Regions from separate parts of the Homo sapiens genome. Here regions 1 and 2 are each linked to region 3. The links are chromatin contacts, found by Hi-C or POLR2A ChIA-PET in ENCODE. All regions are on one chromosome and are shown on one strand. Each heading gives the region's core, a stretch centred on a gene start or an enhancer-like site at or near the end of the contact. The rest is flanking DNA. Distances are from core to core; before and after follow the strand shown. Region 1 overlaps SLC1A2 (solute carrier family 1 member 2). Region 2 overlaps LOC105376626 (a long non-coding RNA gene). Region 3 overlaps CD44 (CD44 molecule (IN blood group)).

Region 1 (3,400 bases), core at 191-2,690, 150 kb after region 3:
CATTCCCCATCCGCACACAGCTGATCAAGTATTCACTCTCCGAACAGGTCTCTTTCGCAGCTACTCAAAAAACATAACCTTTGGCAGGGTGCAGTGAGGGGGCACAGTGGCTCACACCTGTAATCCCAGCAATTTGGGAGGCCAAGGTGGGTGGATCATCTGAGGTCAGGAGTTTGAGACCAGCCTTGCCAAAATGGTGAAACCCCATCTCTACTAAAAAAAAATACTAAAATTAGCCAGGTGTGGTGGTGCATGCCTGTAATCCCAGCTACTGGGGAGGCTGACGCAGGAGAATCACTTGAACCTGGGAGGCGGAGGCAGCAGTGAGCTAAGATGGCACCACTGCTGTCCAGCCTGGGTGACAGAATGAGACTCTGCCTCAGGAAAAAAAAAAAAAGCAAAAACCATAAACAGAAACAAAAAGAAAACATAACTTTTACCTATATTGTTATACCAAAATTAACAGATGTCACAGAATTTATTCACCTTAAGATAAGGATTCCTTTTCTTTATTGCTAAGCTAAATAAGCAGTAACTTTAACAATGTTAATGACGAAGAGTTGGAAATTTATTCTAAAACCCTTTAATTTATAGTAAGATATTGTTAATCATGTAAGTTTTTCTTTCTCTTTTTTTTTCCCCTTGAGACAGTGTCTTGCTCTGTTGCCCAAGCTGGAGTGCAGAGGCACGATCTCAGCTCACTATAACCTCTGCCTCCCAGGTTCAAGCAATTCTCATGCCTCAGCCTCCCGAGTAGCTGGGATGACAGGCATGCACCACCATGCCAGCTAATTTTTTTTTTTTTTTTTTTTTTTGTATTTTTAGTAGAGACGGGGTTTTGCCATGTTGGCCAGGCTGATCTTGAACTCCTGGCCTCAAGTAATCTACCTGCCTTGGCCTCCAAAAGTGCTGGGATTACAGGTGCAAGCCACTGCTCATTTAAGTTTTTCTTAAGTAAACTTCAATGCACTTTGTTTCAGTATTATTATTGAAAGTTACTAAAGGGTTTTGTCCACTTATAATTATGAAACCTAGATCCCTGAGTGGCAACAATCAGATAGAACTAAGAAGTGATTGTCCCTTAGATAGGCATGGATTTTCCAGTCTGCCACAGTCCCCACCATCCCTTATTGTCTCCTTGACACCAATGCGAAGTGTCAATTACTATTTATCATCAGGCTTCCATTGCTGTCTTTCTGAAGAGAGTGTTAAGAGGAAAGCAAACTGTTTCCTGATTTCATGTGCATACCTGCCTGGCTCTCATTAAGTTAGCAGCCCCTGTCCCTTTTGGTTCCATCATTGTACAGATGGGAGCTTTCTTCATATGCTTAAGTAAAATCTTCAAAAAAGGAATGAAAATTTATTCACCAGGCTACAAGCAGGTAGGGAGTGATTTAACAGAGCGAATCACGTTGTTGTTACTAAAGATGTCACATAATTTACAACTTTGAGCAAAGGTTCCCAGGGGACAGGTGTGAAAACAAAAGCAAGTGATGCGTCATCTCACCTTCCTGAGAGCAGGCAGAGGCAGTGCTTTAAGAATCATTGATGACTGACTAGCAGGTTACAGCGGGTGGAGGAGGGCTTCACTATCTTCTCTGCATGGCCCCTTATTATCAGTAGCCCCAAGATTAGAACTCTCTAGAGCAATGACTAGAGAGCAATGCTCAAATGCTGAGACATGACTTCAGCCTTTTCTTTACCAGTCTACTTTGGGGGGCAGGATGTGAAGATTTGGTGAGTTGGACTCACAGCTTGTAGAGTCTGGCTGGAGAGCAATTTTGTTTTGTTTTGTTTTGTTTTGTTTTGTTTTGTTTTGTTTTGTTTTGTTTTGTTTTGCAACATCCCTTAAGACAGACATTTTGTACAATATGAGAAGTGACTGTTAGTCATTTTACAGATGAGAAAGCAAAGTTAAGTAACTTTTCCATTGTCGGGTAGCTAGGAGTAGACAGCTGGGAATCACACCTTGGTCTGTCTTCATCCAAACCCAACCCCTTTTCATTACAATATGGCAGCTGAAAGAACCTGATACTTTAAGATGAGAATAACATTCTTCAATATTTCTTTATTTACAGCATCATAGACATAGCCTTCAATTGTCCAAAGTAGTTAAGAGTGTATGCATTGATGGGGGGGAAGTGTGTGTATTGTTGTGTATTGTTGTATTTTGCCACTCTCAAGCAAACTTCTCCTCCAGTCTCATCAACATACCCAACCTCAACCTCATAGCTGCTAATTCTTCACAAATACCCATAAAACCTATCTATTGAAAGCTATATTTCCCCCAAGATATTGGCCATATAGGCAGCTTCAGGCCAAGTTCTTTCAAACTTCAGCCATAGCAACCGCAATTGCACAACCAAGGGCAGCTGTGATGAAGTCACGGGGAACAAATTAGCAGAGGTCCCAGTACTCCTCTGGCCTGTAATCACTCATCACCTCAGACTGTGTTGATGATCCAGACCCTGGGCATGCCATTTAGCTGAACTCTATAGCTGAAGGAAATGCTCAGGAAAGGATTTTTAATTTGAGATTTTCCTTTGAATAATGTGAGGCTTCATTTTTTGGAGAAAGGAAGACAGTCTATCATGAGTTACTACCAGGGTCTTCACAACAATGCCAAGCAAAATCTGATCCAGTCTCACCCAAGTCAGTGGCTCATATCTACAATCCCAGCACTTTGGGCGGCCAAGGCAGGTGGATCACTTGAGGCCAGGAGTTCAAGACCAACCTGAGCAACATGGTGAAACCCTGTCTCTACCAAAAACAAAAATTAGGTAGTCTCATAAGCCAGTCTCAAAAAAATTAAGTAAATAAAATTTTTAAAAAATTAAATTAAAAAATGTTGTTAAAAATCTGATCCAGTCTCTTCAGACATCCTCCCACAGAAGATGCTGAAAAAAGGTTTCTTATATGGTACAAATACACAATGGAATACTATGCAGCCATAAAAAGGAATAAGATCATCTCCTTCAGAGGGACATGAATTGAGCTGGAAGCCATTATCCTCATCAAACTAATACAGGAACAGAAAACCAAACACCACATGTTTTCACTTATAAGTAGGAGCTGAACAATGAGAACACATGGACACAGGGAGGGGAACAACACACACTGGGCCTCTCAGGGGGTGGGGTGGGTGGGGGTAGAGCATTAGGAAAAATAGCTAATGCATGCTGGGCTTAATACTTAGGTGATGGGTTGATAAGTGCAACAAACCGCTATGGCACAGGTTTACCTATGTAACAAACCTGCACATCCTGCACATGTACCCCACAACTAAAATTAAAATTAAAATTAAAAAGAGAAGGAAAAAAGGTTTCTTGATGATCTCTATCTAGAACCCTTTGAAGGTGACCCAATCAGCTCATTAATTGTTTGCTCTTGAATACTTGCT
Region 2 (3,473 bases), core at 261-2,760, 170 kb before region 3:
ACTTGTCTCAAAAAAAAATAAATAAAAATTAAAAAAAAATTAGAATTAAAAAGCACCCTTTAGAATAAGACAGTCTATAGGCCCAAGTTTTCAGTGGAGCCAGGGTCATGCTATCAACCTTGCTGGTTAGGTAGTCTCCTAGAGCCAGGGACACGGAGGCACCCCCAGGAAGGAGAGTTCCTTTCTAAAGCTGCAGAGCACATTAATTCCTTTATTTTTGCTGCATTGAGATAGTCTCTTCATTCCCCTGAAGGTTGACCATACCTCTTACTGTTTATCTCTGAGTTCTCAGGCAGTTCTCTGGCAGTTCTCAGGAACTGGCAGATTTTGTTGGTTAATGTATTGTTTAGACCTCACCATGCCCCAGCAGGTTGAGAAGTAAATGGTGTTTTCTTCTAGGATTAGACCTGCTGACATTTTGAAATAGCCTAGGGCTGCTGGAAAGAGGTACCCAGGAGTTCTCTCCCTTTGAGGACAGGACCACTACCAGTTGACCTGTCTCCCCCTTTCCTTCAAACTAGGATGTTGGCAGCAGAAGATGAGGCTTGGTATGAAAATGAACAGCTTGTGAAAGCGTAACAGGATGTGAGTAAATTAAAGAATTGGGGTTTTTCCCTTTGGTTTTTTAGGTAGAGGGGAGCCTACCTACAATGAAAAGTTAAATAAAAAGTACCCACATGAATGAAGGCAGGGGCAAGTCCAAAGCCAAGATACCGTTTCACTCTAAGTAAACCCACTGAGGGAATCCCCTCCCTTAAAAAGGAAAAAAAAAAAAAAAAAAAAAAAAAAAAGGAAAGAAAACTGGTTGGGCTTGGTGGCTCATGCCTGTAATCCCAGCACTCTGGAAGGCCAAGGCAGGTAGATCGCTTGAGGTCAGGAGTTCGAGACCAGTCTGGCCAACATGGTGAAACCCCGTGTCTACTAAAAATACAAACGATTAGCTGGGCGTGGTGGCATGCGGCTGTAATCCCAGCTACTCAGGAGGCTGAGGCAGGAGAATCACTTAAACCTGGAAGGCAGAGGTTGCTGTGAGCCGAGATCATGCCACCATACCCCAGCCTGGGTGACGGAGTGAGATTCTGTCTCAAAAAAATAAAAATTAAAAATTTTTTTTAAAAAGAAAACAAATTATTAGAAACTATGACCTTCATCATCTTTTCTGTGCCTATTCTCCACTGACTTCTGGTGGCGGGGGGGGTCTTGGAATTTCATCCAGGAGAATATGTCCTTGGGTTACATGGTTGCAGAAACAAATGACTTGGTACTTGATAGTCTTTATAGAAAGAGAAATCAAAGTGCTGCAGTTAACACTGGCCAAGGCACTTGAATGCAAAGCAAAAGTGACAAAAGGGACTGAGGTTGCAGTACGGGAAGTACACTACTGTGTCAGTAGTTAAAGGTGGTGGCCTTGATTTCTCAGAGGGAGAGGAATCAGCTTTGAAGATGCCTGTCACAGACACTAGAAAATCCAACCATCTAGGGCATTGTGTCTGCTGACTCTGTGCTGAGGGATAGAGCTAGAACCCAAATTCCAGGTCCCTGTGTGTTGAAAACAGTCAATCAGCATTCTGACCCTGCCCTGATTACTTTGAATTCAGTGGCCTGGAAAGCCCCATTGATTTCACTGTCTGATTTCTGGAAGTCAATTGAAAGAGAAACATAGCAGCAAGAACCTAAAAGAAAATACAAAAGTTAGCACCTTCTAAGAATAACTTACTGGTCCCAAGTTGGTGTCTATACCTAGTCAGCACCATTAAGAGTCATCCCCGTGGTTGGGGGAAGGTATACCTACAAGGTATTGTCTACATGGGGATTTATAACTTTTACTCTTTAAGGTTTGCCTGCTTGCCAGAGATGTTGCTTCGTTTACTGTTGTTGCTTTCAAAACAGTTGCCTTTTATTTTCCTCTTGCCATGGAAACTGAAATAAATAAAGAGAAGCATGGTTTTTGAATGTTCTCCAGCTTTAGATGCATTGAAGTTTTCAAGATCAGTCAATAAGCATTTTTCTGCCCAATTACCTGTGAGAAGATGTATCTATTGGGAATAAAGAATGGGGGGCGGGGGGTATTGGAAAGGCTGATCAATAAGGCTGGGCTTCATGTCAAACATGTCAATGTATGCTTAGGCCAGTTTCAAATGTTTGGTGGCATTTTGTTCACAAAAGGATAGAGTGTGTGCATCATATTTGTTTTTTTTGTTTTTTCACAAAATTGAGTTAAATCCAGTGCTTTTGTTATTGGCTATTCTTCATGTAGCTTTCTTTAGGGTGGTTGTTTACAAAGACTTCGGCATGGTTTCACAGAGACTCATTCCAGTGGAATCCAGTTAGATGGTCCTAATGCTTTCGTTCCAGCTATGACATGTGTTTTGATTCACAGTATGCTTGGATGGACTGTGTGGATGCTTCATTCCTATGGAAGACATAATTCAGAACAGAAAACTTGTAACAGCAGCATCTTGCCTGCAAAATTATTTAAGAAAAAAAAAAAAAAGACTTTCTGGTTAATACCAAAATCTTTAACTGTCCTTTAGATAGGTACTGTTTCAAGTAATTAACCCACTGTGATTCTCAACAATGGGTCCATAATAGCCTTACCTGAACATTAACTCCTCCTATTTGCCCCCATTACTCCCAGAGATTCCAGTATTTTTTTAGTGGGGCTTTGGTGGTGGTGTGCGTGTATGTATGTATGTGTATATGTTATGTATACACATGCACATATGTGCCTTGGGTGTATGTAACTATGTATGTATATACACACATATTTTTAAACATAAATTTTTATAATATTCATTTTAAACAAAAGTATACAGATATATAATCTTAAGCACCACAGGTGAGTTTGAAGTCCAGCCATTGTTGGGAACCATGGAATCAAACACAATTTTTTAAAAGCACTTTGCTTTCATGACAAATAATACACTTAAGGATAGGAAGAGAAGGAGATGCTCACAGATACAAAGACGTTAAAAAAAAAATGCCCATGTTCATGAAGGGGCTTGCTTACAACCAATTGCTCTCTTATTTCACGGGCTCTTTTGATTTTACATAAAGTTCAGTGCTATAAAACTCTGTAAAATTTCATTATGTTTTTAAAGTCAGAGGCAGGGAAAAAGTCACCTCCAGGTGTTTAGAAAACTAAAAAAGACTGCCATTTCACTGGGCTAAGTTTGAAGCCCCGCAGATGCAAGTGCCTTGTATTCATGAGTCCACAAATAAGGAGGTGTTAATGATCAAGGTAGTGGTTGAGTGGATCCTGGTAAATACAGCTTCAATTGGAGATGGACTCAAGCAGTTCAGCATATACAGCAGACACACAAGCTGATGATAACCACTTACTATGTGCTAGGTACTGTTCTGATGCTTTGCTTACATCACCTCATGACATCTCGACAACAAGGTAGGTATTATTATCCCTGCTTTATCAATGAGAATTTCAGTCACAGACCCTTGACCACATTTGCTCAGCT
Region 3 (3,495 bases), core at 580-3,079:
TACACTAAAACTAAGAGTAGCTGATAAGCTAAAACACAAACAAAAATCACACAAAAAAAATCTCATAATGTTTTAAGAAAGTTTACGGGTTTGTGTTGGACCACATTCAAAGTCATCCTGGACCACACAAGGCCTGTGAGCCGCAGGTTGGACAAGCTTGCCCTATATGAAGTCTGAAAGTGATAAAAGTGCTATAAAAAAGAAAGCAAAATACGAGGCTAATGAGTGCTAGGGATGCTTTTATTTTCTGAGAAGGTGGTCAGGGAAAGTGCCTCCTGGACTGTTCTGAGAATATCAGTGCTCAGAAGGGAGAATGCCAAGGAATAAAGTCAGAGAGCTAAGCAAGGGCCAGCTAACGGGGTGATTCATTCTCAGTGTGATGGGAAGTCATTACAGGTTTTGAATAAGGGAGTGACATGAATCTAATGATAGCTTTGGGGTGTAAGTCAAATGTCTTAGCTGAGAGGTATTTATTATATGAGAGGGCTGGAAAAAAGCCTTGGAGAGTATATGGTATGCCTTTGACCTTCTTAAATATCCCTTACCCAACAGTTGAAAGAACCAGAGAAGAAGAAACCTAAGTTAAGATGTAGATGCTAGGACACAGGCCAGCCTTTCTCTATGTCTTTGTGACTTTCTCCCAACCATTAACCTAGAAAATCAGGCTTATGAGCCTTATTCAAGTCCTAGCAAAATTAAAGAATTCTATGCATCATGAATTTTCAGAATTTTTTGAGAAGGATCAAAATATAAATGTCAAATATCTCGATGCCAACTATCAAAAGTCTTACCTCTTAAACTGGGCCTTCTGTTCCCATGGAAGGTTTGAAGTTGGGTGAAGGGAAAGATGAAGCCTTGAGGTAAACTTGGTACATCTTGCTGGAGTGTCAGTTTTCCCTAAAGATGTGAAGGGGATGTTAAATTAGCTGGAAAGGGACTTAAGACATTATCAGCCTGAGACAAACACAGATATATACATATACATATATATATATTTATATATATATTTATTTATATATATTTATAAATATTTATTTATATTTATATATTTATATTCATTTATATAAATTTATATTTATATATTTATATTTATTTATATAAATTTATATATAAATTATATTTATATATTTAAATATATATTATAAATATATAAAAATTATATTTATATATAAATTTATATATATATATTATATATAATTCTATATATAATATAATATATAATATATATTATATATTATATTATATATAAATTATATATAATATATATAAATTTTATATATATAAATATTATATATTATATATAAATTTATATTTATATATATGTATATATGTATATATAAATATATACACATTTATATATATAAAATCAAGATATCACAGATATATATACCATATACATCAAATATAAATATACATATACCATATATATGGTAGTAAAATATAAAAAGCTGCATGGATTTTTAAACTATAAAAAGGACATCAACTTAATTATGAGATCTTTCTTCTACTCACTACTAAAAAAAACCCAAAAATTAAAATTAATTGTGAGATTACATCAGTGGCTTTAGTCTACACCACCTACCCTTTGTTGTGTGAACAGTAGGGATCAGAGTGGAAATTCAGAGAAGAAATCTAGAGTTTAGGACAAAGTATCAGGGCTGGCTAGTTGAAATGGAGTGCGTGAAGCCAGTAGATTTTGACAAAAATTTACAGGTCACTGAATCTATCGAGAGACATACGAAACAGGAACAGAAAACTGTAGAATGTTTACTCCTCCCTGTTATATGAGTGAAGAACACAAATGGAGTTTGACTAAAGGGAAGGGAGTCCAATTAACACTAAGTAGTACACGACTCATACATACTCAGTTCCCATACCCATGTCTAGCATGTCGTTCTAATGATATTATAATGAGAAAACCACATATAAAAAAGTAAGAAATAGACATAGAGCAACATGTGGTCTAGCTAGCTCCATCTCAGTGCAACAGGTCAGAGGGAGACATTGGGAAAAGCTTGTGCTTTAGATGAAGAGGTTGACTCATTGGGAAAGGGCTGGCATGAGGCTATACACTCCTGAGTCTCTGGGCACTGCTTATTGCATCTCCCATTGAGTCTTGCTGAGTGAATGTATGCAATAAATTATGTAGTTGCATACCCACATTGTCTTACCTGTTTTGCAAGTTGGTTTCACTTGCTAAAAGGAACCTCAACTCAGATAGAAGCTCACACTGTTTTATTGCCTGGCATCGAAGCCATCTAGGCAGGCTGCGACTGAGACTTGTTTCTATCCTTAATTTTGTTCATGAGGTTGGGCCCATACCTGGAGTTGGGAGCAAGAGCATTGATTAATTTTCTTCTCTTTGGAGGGTTAGTTCAGTTGAAAAGCTTGAGAAGTACAGGGGGTATGTTCCTTACTAAAATGGATGAATTAAATAATAAAGCTAGAAGTAATATTTTTCCTTTTGTCTATTTTCCAAATTGACTCGATATTGATGGCTACTTTTGTAAGTTTTTATTTAAGTTTAAAGGGAATATTTATTGATCACCTCTATGTGCTCAGTACTGCACTAGGCAGAGATGGAGTAAGAAAGAACTGGAGGCTACATTTCTTGTCTTAAAGGAGTTAACAATCTTGTTGAAGCAATGAGACAAAAAAAAAAAAAGAAAGAAACTGGAGAAGAGGATAAATGTGTTTAAGGATAAATAAATTCTGAATGTCTTGGATTAGAGTCAGATGATAGGGGTATTAAGTGAGCTAAAGATTTTGATAAACTGCCCTATGCAAAGATTTCATTGCAAGGATCCCTGAATCTAATTTAGCCTGAAAGCTGCTAGCAGGTGGTCATGTCCCAGTGCTGTGATCCCCCCCATAAAACGGCTACAGGGATAAAAGTCAGCTTGATCTTAGTAGATAGCTTCCATAAGCTTAAGTTTTAGCAGTATTTTTAGAAAACATGGCCTGTGGCTAACAAATGAAAATAAGGCAGAACTTGAAAAGGCCTTTGTGATTTTTTTTCCCTCATTTTCAGTGGTTGAGGCCCAACGTGAGCCTGGTGACTTCTGTGTGAACACAGAACTGACTTGAATTGATTCATTTATTAAGCTTGCTTTCAGTCAAGTGCCTCATTTTCTTTTGAGGGTAGAATTAAAGGGAAGATTCTACATGTACTTGTTTATCCATTTCCTCCTTTATTCAACAACTATTTGAGAATATTTATGAGATACCTAAAATGTATCAAGCATTGAAGAGGGTGCCTTTCTATCTGGCAACCAGAGATTAGTGGTTAGACTGAATAATTAATGTTTCTCTTGGTTATTTTGGTGTGTTGAAGCCAAGGTTTATGAGAAAGCCCACCTCAGAGAATTTCTAACAAGTCCTCAGATTCAGGAACACCTCACCAGGTCTAGCTTTCCAAGCAGTACAGAGCTCATTAAATGGAAAGAAAGGCTATCTAATAAGGCCCTGGAATCCGACATGAGAGCATGAGTCTGT

What was found. Hi-C counts contacts between places; a loop is a spot of excess contacts on that map. ChIA-PET counts read pairs that join two places held with the same protein, here RNA polymerase II (POLR2A). Pooled maps may share reads with other maps.
Region 1: a loop to region 3 is called in a pooled map, with 2.8 times the contacts of the local background. The contact joins two enhancer-like sites. A Hi-C loop is called at or near these places in 8 of 50 pooled maps. POLR2A ChIA-PET finds 5 or more read pairs at or near these places in 6 of 52 experiments (AG04450, B cell, CD4-positive, alpha-beta T cell and 3 more).
Region 2: a pooled map shows a loop between it and region 3 (3-fold over the local background). The contact joins two enhancer-like sites. A Hi-C loop is called at or near these places in 3 of 168 maps with a recorded cell type or tissue (Calu3, PC-9 and naive thymus-derived CD4-positive, alpha-beta T cell), 4 of 37 single-sample maps with no recorded cell type and 11 of 50 pooled maps. POLR2A ChIA-PET finds 5 or more read pairs at or near these places in 18 of 52 experiments (BJ, CD4-positive, alpha-beta T cell, CD8-positive, alpha-beta memory T cell and 13 more).

Annotation. Positions count from the first base shown.
Region 1 is chr11:35,333,036-35,336,435 of GRCh38, forward strand. All of the region lies in intron 1 of SLC1A2 (solute carrier family 1 member 2), which reads right to left. Among named protein-coding and RNA genes, the nearest start is that of SLC1A2-AS1, 53 kb to the left of the region's middle. Within about 2 kb of position 1,441, at least 2 of the 41 ENCODE cell types and tissues checked have a DNase peak (open chromatin) inside an H3K27ac peak, as active enhancers do; they include B cell, where a contact is called at or near this core.
Region 2 is chr11:35,012,206-35,015,678 of GRCh38, forward strand. LOC105376626 (a long non-coding RNA gene) reads right to left here. Exons shown (of 4, transcript XR_001748180.2): 4 at 1-3,473. Among named protein-coding and RNA genes, the nearest start is that of MIR1343, 72 kb to the left of the region's middle. RefSeq lists an enhancer at 1,687-1,736. Within about 2 kb of position 1,511, at least 5 of the 41 ENCODE cell types and tissues checked have a DNase peak (open chromatin) inside an H3K27ac peak, as active enhancers do.
Region 3 is chr11:35,180,687-35,184,181 of GRCh38, forward strand. The region is part of intron 3 of CD44 (CD44 molecule (IN blood group)); the gene reads left to right. Among named protein-coding and RNA genes, the nearest start is that of SNORD164, 19 kb to the left of the region's middle. Within about 2 kb of position 1,830, at least 3 of the 41 ENCODE cell types and tissues checked have a DNase peak (open chromatin) inside an H3K27ac peak, as active enhancers do; they include B cell, where a contact is called at or near this core.